Regions from separate parts of the Homo sapiens genome. Here region 1 is linked to region 2. Evidence: chromatin contacts called from ENCODE Hi-C or POLR2A ChIA-PET data. All regions are on one chromosome and are shown on one strand. The core of a region is the stretch at or near the end of the contact, and the rest is flanking DNA. Distances in the headings are between cores, read along the strand shown. Region 1 holds the start of NR2C2AP (nuclear receptor 2C2 associated protein). Region 2 overlaps LOC124904656 (a long non-coding RNA gene).

Region 1 (3,341 bases), core at 471-2,970, 170 kb before region 2:
ACCTGGTGCCCGCTGACCCTGAGTGAAGGCCGCCTGCCGGGGACTCAGACACTCAGGGAACAAAATGGTCAGCCAGAGCTGGGGAAACCCAGAACTGACTTCAAAGGCAGCTTCTGGACAGGTGGTGGGAGGGGACCCTTCCCAAGAGGAACCAATAAACCTTCTGTGCAGAATGAGGGACTTTGCTGTGCTTCCCGGAGGGCTTCCTGGAGGAGACAGCCCCTAGAGGTCTCACACCTTCTCCCCAAGCACCCGCAGGTGGTAGATGACCACACGGCCAAAAAAGTCAGTGGCATCCTCAAACGTCACCTTCAGCCGGTCCACTTCAGCAGCTGGTATGGGGAAAGTGTGAGCGTGGGCAGTCAAGGGAAACTGGTGATTTCTGGTTTCCCACCCGCAGGCCCCCACCCCTTCCAGACCCAGCTCACACTCCACCGATGTGGGCAACCTGGGGAAGCTGCAGGTCCCTCTAAGCCTCTCACACAGAACAGGTGGTCATCAGCACCATTTTACAGAAAAAGTGGAGTCCTAGAGGTCACGTGTTCAAGATCACACATCAGGGTTCCCATTCGGGTTTGGGTGAGTCCAAAGCTTCCAGAGGCACAGACCACCCACCCCAGAAGCAGGGGCAGGATATCTGAAGCGAGTTGTTGTCCTCAGGGTAGAAATCTACAATCTTGTGGAGAGCCTGAGTGCCCTGTGAACCTTCAGCAGAGAAAGGCAATGAGTGTCTGGGGTGACCCCTGGAACCCCTGCCACCCAGGGCCTTCTAGTACCTTCCAGGCAGCCCCGGCGACTGGAGAAGCCACCCTGAAACTGGATCTGCAGCTGGGAGACACGGATGAGCTGGGGAAACTCCAGCGTCACCCACTGGGAGGGGCCCTGGAAGCAGACAGGGAAACTGAGGCGCAAGCTCACTGCAGGCACAGAGCCCTGCTATGCCTGTCTCATTCACATAGTTCTTGGAATGGAGGGGAAGAAGGAAATTCGGCACATGTTCCTTTCCTGGCCACCCATGAGGGCCCCCTGACGTTCTCAAGGCATGAGATCTGAATCTGAATCACCCTAGAGATGGAGGGTCGAGGGAGGCGCCTCACCTGGTCTGAGTTCCAACATGTCTCCTCATCCTGGTCGAAAAGATGTTTTTTTCCAAACTGCCGAGTGTTGCGATTCAGCACTGAACTCACCCTGGAGGCACCAGGATCAAGGCGAAGAGAGGGGCTGAGACCAGCTCTCAGCTCCGCGGAGGGCCTGACCCCCAGATCTGTCCACTGAGGGCTCGACCCCAGGCTTAGGGCCTCGCCACTGCCTGTCCCCACAGACTCTTACCTGCTCACTGTCTCTGGACAAACCAAAGAGTGGGTCATGTCGGTTCCACAAGACCTCGCAGGGCTTAGGATTGGGCACAGCCTTGGTTCGAATCCCGGCGCCTCCTCAAGCTACAGGGCGGCGCGATCTTGGCTACGCCTTGGCCTGAACGTCCTCACCTGTAACTTGGGACGAGAACCGCCACTCCCTCGCCCACCCCAGTCCTAAATGTCGCCTCGATCAATCCCCTGCCGGAAAATTTGGGAGAGAGGATCAGGGAAACCGCCAATGCCCGGAGGCCAGGCCTTTCACAGGAAACAGATTTCCCGCGGGTTTCGGGGGCGGTGGCTTTTTGTGCGAGGCTGTTTCTCTGCGAATAGCTCTTGGAGCCAAATCTTGGGACCCGGAACCGCGTGGGCTTGGCGCATGCGTGTTGTAATTCAGGCGCCGACCGCGGACGCTCCAGAGGTGGGGTTTGGTTCGACCCCGCCCCTTCATGCTCGCTTCTTAAAGGGCCCGGGTTCGATGATTGAATTTACCTTGGTTCCCTTGAAGCTGTAGGGAAAAGGCTGGCTGCGCGCACGGGGCGCTGTCCCTCGGCGCCCGAAGGTGTAGAGCACTGATTTTGACTGATTTTGGAATCCGAAAGACTTCCTTTTTTTTTTTTTTTTTTTGAGGCGGAGTCTCACTGTCGCCCAGGCTGGAGTGCAGTGGCACGATCTCCGCTCACTGCAAGCTCCGCCCCCTGGGTTCACGCCGTTCTCCTGCCTCAGCCTCCCAAGTAGCTGGGAATACAGGCGCCCGCCACCACGCCCGGCTAATTTTTCGTATATTTAGTAGAGACGGGGTTTCACCGTGTTAGCCAGAATGGTCTTGATCTCCTGACCTCGTGATCCAGCCGCCGGGGCTTCCAAAGTGCTGGGATTACAGGCTTGAGCCACCGCGCCCGGCCTTTTTTTTTTTTTTTTTTTGAAGTGGGGTCTCACTGTCACCCAGGCTGGAGTACAATGGTGGGATCGCGGCTCTCTGCGACCTCTGCCTCCCAGGCTCCAGCAATCCTCCTACCCAGCTTCCCGAATAGTTGGAACTAGTAGGCGCGCGCCACCACGGCAGGCTATTTTGTTTGTTTGTTTGTTTGTTTGTTTTTTGGTAGAGATGAGGTTTCGCCATGTTGCCCAGATTGGTCTCGAACTCCTGGGCTCAAGTGATCCGCCCACCTCAGCCTCCCAAAGTGCTGGGATTACAGGCGTAAGCCACCGCGCCCGGCCAGAGAGACTTCCTATGACAATGTCTTTCTTCCTACTCTAACCTACTCTACCCTAACGGCTACCCTAACCTACTCTAACCTACTCTACCCTAACCACTAAATGCAGCCTGGGAATCCCCGAACTTCACTGCCTCCCGGAGGCCAAAGGCAGAGTTGTGGAAAAGGCCACGATGTTGGGAGTATCTGAAGTCCTCATCAACCCTTTTTGTTCTTGTTGGGACAGAGGAGCCCTGGCCTCCAAGTTTGTCTTTCCCAGAAAATGCTGCTGGGACGTCAAGGAAGGCTTCTTGGAGGAGGGAGCATGCGAGGTCGGGTGTTTTTTGTTGTTTCTGTTTTGTTTTGTTTCGAGACGGAGCCTCACTTTGTTGCCCAGGCTGGAGTGCAGTGGTGTGATCTCAGCTCACTGCAACCTCCGCCTCCCAGGTTCAAGTGATTCCCCTGCCTCAGCCTCCTGAGTAGCTGTGACTACAGGTGCGCACCACTATGCCTGGCTAATTTTTGTATTTTTAGTAGAGATGGGGTTTCGCTATCTTGGCCAGGCTGGTCTCGAACTCCTAACCTCGTGATCTGCCCGCCTTGGCCTCCCAAAGTGCTGGGATTACAGGTGTGAGCCACCGCACCCAGGCTGTGAGGTGGGTTTTGAAGCATGAACAGGAGTTTGCCAAACAAAGCCTCAGATACCAAGCTGAAGATTTGGTTCACTGATTCACTAGACACCTCCTGCAAGCTCTACTGTCACACTGTCATGTCCAGCCTTCTGCTGGAT
Region 2 (3,758 bases), core at 891-3,390:
TACAGGTGTGAGCCACCACGCCCAGCCTTATTTTAATTTTTTATTGAGACAGGGTCTCACTATGTTACCCACGCTGGTCCTGAACTCCTGGCTTCAAGCAATCCTGCCTCAGCCTCCAAAAGTGCTGGGATTCCAGCCCTGAGCCACTGTTCCTCGCTGAAGGGGATTCTTTTTCAGGGCATTCTTTGTGACACACTCCTTCCCTGGGTGTGTCCTGGAATGTCCGCTGGCCACACCCAGGCCTGGTCTGGCTGTGGGGACACCCACATGCATTGTCAGCCGGGTACGAGACCGGGGTGGGCTTTGCACACAGATCCCACGACTGTATACACTCAGCCCCGTGACAGGAACTGTAGCCCATGGCCACAGCATCTCTTGCTAGAAACTTTTTCAAGAAACTTACCTCAGTACTCAAAGCCACTGCGGTCAGCAAGTGCTGAACATGCCCCAATCCCTAACCTCAGAAAAGGACACTTTCTCTTAACTCCTGTGTAAAGGGTCAGGACTGGTGTCTGGCTGCCGAAGAAACTAAACATCCAGCTTCGCTTTCCCAGGTAACATTTGCTGTATCATCTGTGATGCAGGAGATGGCAATGGTATTATTATTATTATTATTATTATTATTTTTGGAAATGGAGTCTCGCGCTGTTATACTGTTGCCCAGGCTGGAGTACACAGGTGCGATCTCGGCTCACTGCAACCTCCGCCTCCCACGCTCATGTGATTCTCCTGCCTCAGCCTCCCAAGTAGCTGGGACTACAGGCACCCAGCACCACACCTGGCTAATTTTTGTATTTTTGGTAGAGACAGGGTTTCACCATGTTGGCCAGGCTGGACTCAAACTCCTGACTTCAAGTGATCCTCCTGCCCTGGCCTCCCAAAACGCTGGGATTATAGGCGTGAGCCACTATGCCTGTCCGGCAATGGCATTTTGACCAATACAACATGGGCATCTAACTAGAATTGGGGACACCCACACGGGTCATAATTTGGGGCCAAAGTAGAGTTTTTTTTGTTTTTGTTTTTTTTTTGGTAGCGATGAGGTCTCACTATGTTGCCCAGGCAGTTCTCAAACTCCTGGGCTCAAGCGATCCTCCCACCTCAGCCTCTCAAAAGGCTGGGATTACAGGCATAAGCCACCGTGCCCAGCAACATTTTTAACTCTTTTTTTTTAGAGAAAGGGTTTTGCTCTGTCACCCAGGCTGGAGTGCAGTGGCACAATTGTAGCCTACTGCAGCCTCGGCTTCCTGGGCTCAAGGGATCCTCCAGTCTCAGCCTCCAGAGTAGTTAGGACTGCAAATGCACACCACCACACTTAGACAGTTTTTAATTAATTAATTAATTAATTTTGAGACAGAGTCTCACTCTGTCACCCAGGCTGGAGTGTAGTGGTGTGATCTCTGCTCATTGCAACTCCCCATCCCAGATTCAAGTGATTCTCCTGCCTCAGCCTCCAGAGTATCTGGGATTGCAGACACATGCCACCACGCCTGGCTAATTTTTGTATTAATATTTTTAGTAGAAATGGAGTTTTGCCATGTTGGTCAGGTTGGTCTTAAACTCCTGTCCTCAAATGATCCATCTACCTTAGCCTCCCAAAGTGCTGGGATTACAGGGGTAAGCCACCATGTCCAGCCAATTTTTAAATTATTTTTTGTACAGATGGAGTCTTGCTTTGTTGCCCAGGCTGGTCTCAAACTCCTGGCCTCAAGCGATCCTCCTGCCTCAGCCTCCCAAATTGTTGGGGGGTTACAGGCATGAGCTACTGTGCCTGACCTGGAAGTGGATTTTGAAGTGGATTTTGCAGCCTGTTTGTGTCTCCCAAGCCACAAAAGACTCTGACCTTCGTGTTTGACCAGTTCCTTGGAAGGCACCAGTCTGTGTATTAAGTGGATTATCCAAACCCAGACTGACTCCTGGCACATGGAAGATGCTTTGGGATACACTTATACTAAAAGGGTATTCATTCGTGACTGATCTGAAATCCAAATCTAATGGGGCATCCTATATTTTCACTTGCTAAATGTGGCCACCCTAGATGCTCAATGACATCCTTGAATAAAGGAAGCTGATGAAGTTCAAACAAATAATTTTACCAGCGGGGTAAAAAAAGCTCAAAGCTCAGTGCACTTTGCGAAACAGTCATTTCCTCTTCCGGTCAGAATAAACTCCTGACTCCTCCCAGGCCCAAGTGATCAGCCACTCCCTCCTACCAGCTGGCTGGGCTGCTGTGCTCAGTCCCAACTCAGGAAGGACAAGAGTAGCTCCTGTGACCATAATGCCTGTCCACAAGCTGAGGCCCCACCCCACTCCGCCTCCTTTTCTTTTTCTTTGAAATGGAGTCTTGGTCTTTTTGCCCAGGCTAGAGTGCAGTGGCGTGATCTCGGCTCACTGCAACCTCCACCTCCCAGGCTCAAGCGATTCTCCTGCCTCAGCCTCCCAAACAGCTGGGATTACAGGCATGCACCACCACCCCCAGCTAATTTTTGTATTTTTAGTAGAGACAGGGTTTTCACCATGTTGGTGAGGCTGGTCTCAAACTCCTGACCTCATGATCCACCTGCCTCGGCCTCCCAAAGTGCTGGGATTACAGGCGTGAGCCACCGTGCCTGGCCACCCCCTTGCTTTTTAGACACAAGGTCTTGCTCTGTCACCCAGGCTGGAGTGCAGTGGCATAATCTTGGCTCACTGCAGCCTTAAAACTCCTCAAGTGATCTTCTGTCTCAGCCTCCCAAGTAGTTAGGACTATGGGTGCGTGCCACCAACGCGCCTGGCACTGAGACCTGGATTTTTTTTTTTTTTTTTTTGGTGAGATAGAGTCTTGCTCCGTCGCCCAGGCTGGAGTGCAGTGGGGTGATCTTGGCTCACTGCAACCTCCGCCTTCCAGGTTCAAGCGATTCTCCTGCTTCAGCCTCCCAAGTAGCTGGGACTACAGGCGCCCGCCACCATGCCCAGCTAATTTGTGTATTTTTAGTAGAGACAGGGTTTCGCTATGTTGGCCAGGCCGGTCTTGAACTCCTGACCTCGTAATCTGCCTGCCTCGGCCTCCCAAAGTGCTGGGATTACAGGCGTGAGCCACCACTCCCGGCCTGAGACCTGGATCTTAAAAAGGGCTCAGCTGGGTGTAGTCACACACCTGTAGTTCCAGTGACTTGGGAGGCTGATATAGGAGGCTAGCTTGAAGCCCAGGAGTTCAAAGTGAGACTAGCAACATAATGAGACCTCATCTCTTTTTTTTTTTTTTTTTTTTTTTTTTGAGACGGAGTCTTACTCTGTCGCCCAGGCTGGAGTGCAGTAGTGCCATCTTGGCTCACTGCAAGCTCCGCCTCCTGGGTTCATGCCTTTCTCCTGCCTCAGCCTCCCAAGTAGCTGGGACTACAGGCGCCCTCCACCACGCCCGGCTAATTTTTTGTATTTTTAGTAGAGACAGGGTTTCACCATGTTAGCCAGGATGGTCTCAATCTCCTGATCTCGTGATCTGCCCACCTCGACCTCCCAAAGTGCTGGGATTACAGGCGTGAGCCACCGTGCCTGGCCGAGACCTCATCTCTTTAAAAAATAATAATAATAAAGTTGGCTGAGTGTGGTGGCTCACGCTTGTAATCCCAACATTTTGGGAAGCCGAGGTGAGAGGATTGCTTGGGCCCAGGAGTTCAAGGGCAGCCTGGCGAACATAATAAGACTCCCATCTCTACAAAAAAACTTAAAAATTAGCTAGGCGTGGTGGCCTGCACCTGCAGTCCCAGGTATTCGGGAGG

What was found. A loop is a pair of places that touch in the nucleus more often than their neighbours do. ChIA-PET counts read pairs that join two places held with the same protein, here RNA polymerase II (POLR2A). Pooled maps may share reads with other maps.
Region 1: a loop to region 2 is called in a pooled map, with 3 times the contacts of the local background. The contact joins the promoter of NR2C2AP here to the enhancer-like site in region 2. A Hi-C loop is called at or near these places in 6 of 168 maps with a recorded cell type or tissue (CD4-positive, alpha-beta memory T cell, CD8-positive, alpha-beta T cell, OCI-LY7 and 2 more), 12 of 37 single-sample maps with no recorded cell type and 17 of 50 pooled maps. POLR2A ChIA-PET finds 5 or more read pairs at or near these places in 8 of 52 experiments (CD4-positive, alpha-beta T cell, OCI-LY7, PC-9 and 4 more).

The regions. Positions count from the first base shown.
Region 1 is chr19:19,201,694-19,205,034 of GRCh38, forward strand. It overlaps NR2C2AP (nuclear receptor 2C2 associated protein), which reads right to left and starts at 1,721. Exons shown (of 5, transcript NM_176880.6): 1 at 1,330-1,721; 2 at 1,098-1,188; 3 at 777-882; 4 at 638-705; 5 at 1-348. The coding sequence starts at 1,367. The coding sequence ends at 232. RFXANK (regulatory factor X associated ankyrin containing protein) reads left to right here. Exons shown (of 10, transcript NM_003721.4): 10 at 1-173. The coding sequence ends at 26. RefSeq lists a silencer at 697-963 and an enhancer at 1,627-1,921.
Region 2 is chr19:19,371,036-19,374,793 of GRCh38, forward strand. The region is part of intron 1 of LOC124904656 (a long non-coding RNA gene); the gene reads right to left. Among named protein-coding and RNA genes, the nearest start is that of GATAD2A, 33 kb to the right of the region's middle. RefSeq lists an enhancer at 1-1,028. Within about 2 kb of position 2,141, at least 29 of the 41 ENCODE cell types and tissues checked have a DNase peak (open chromatin) inside an H3K27ac peak, as active enhancers do; they include CD4-positive, alpha-beta T cell, CD8-positive, alpha-beta T cell, OCI-LY7 and 2 more, where a contact is called at or near this core.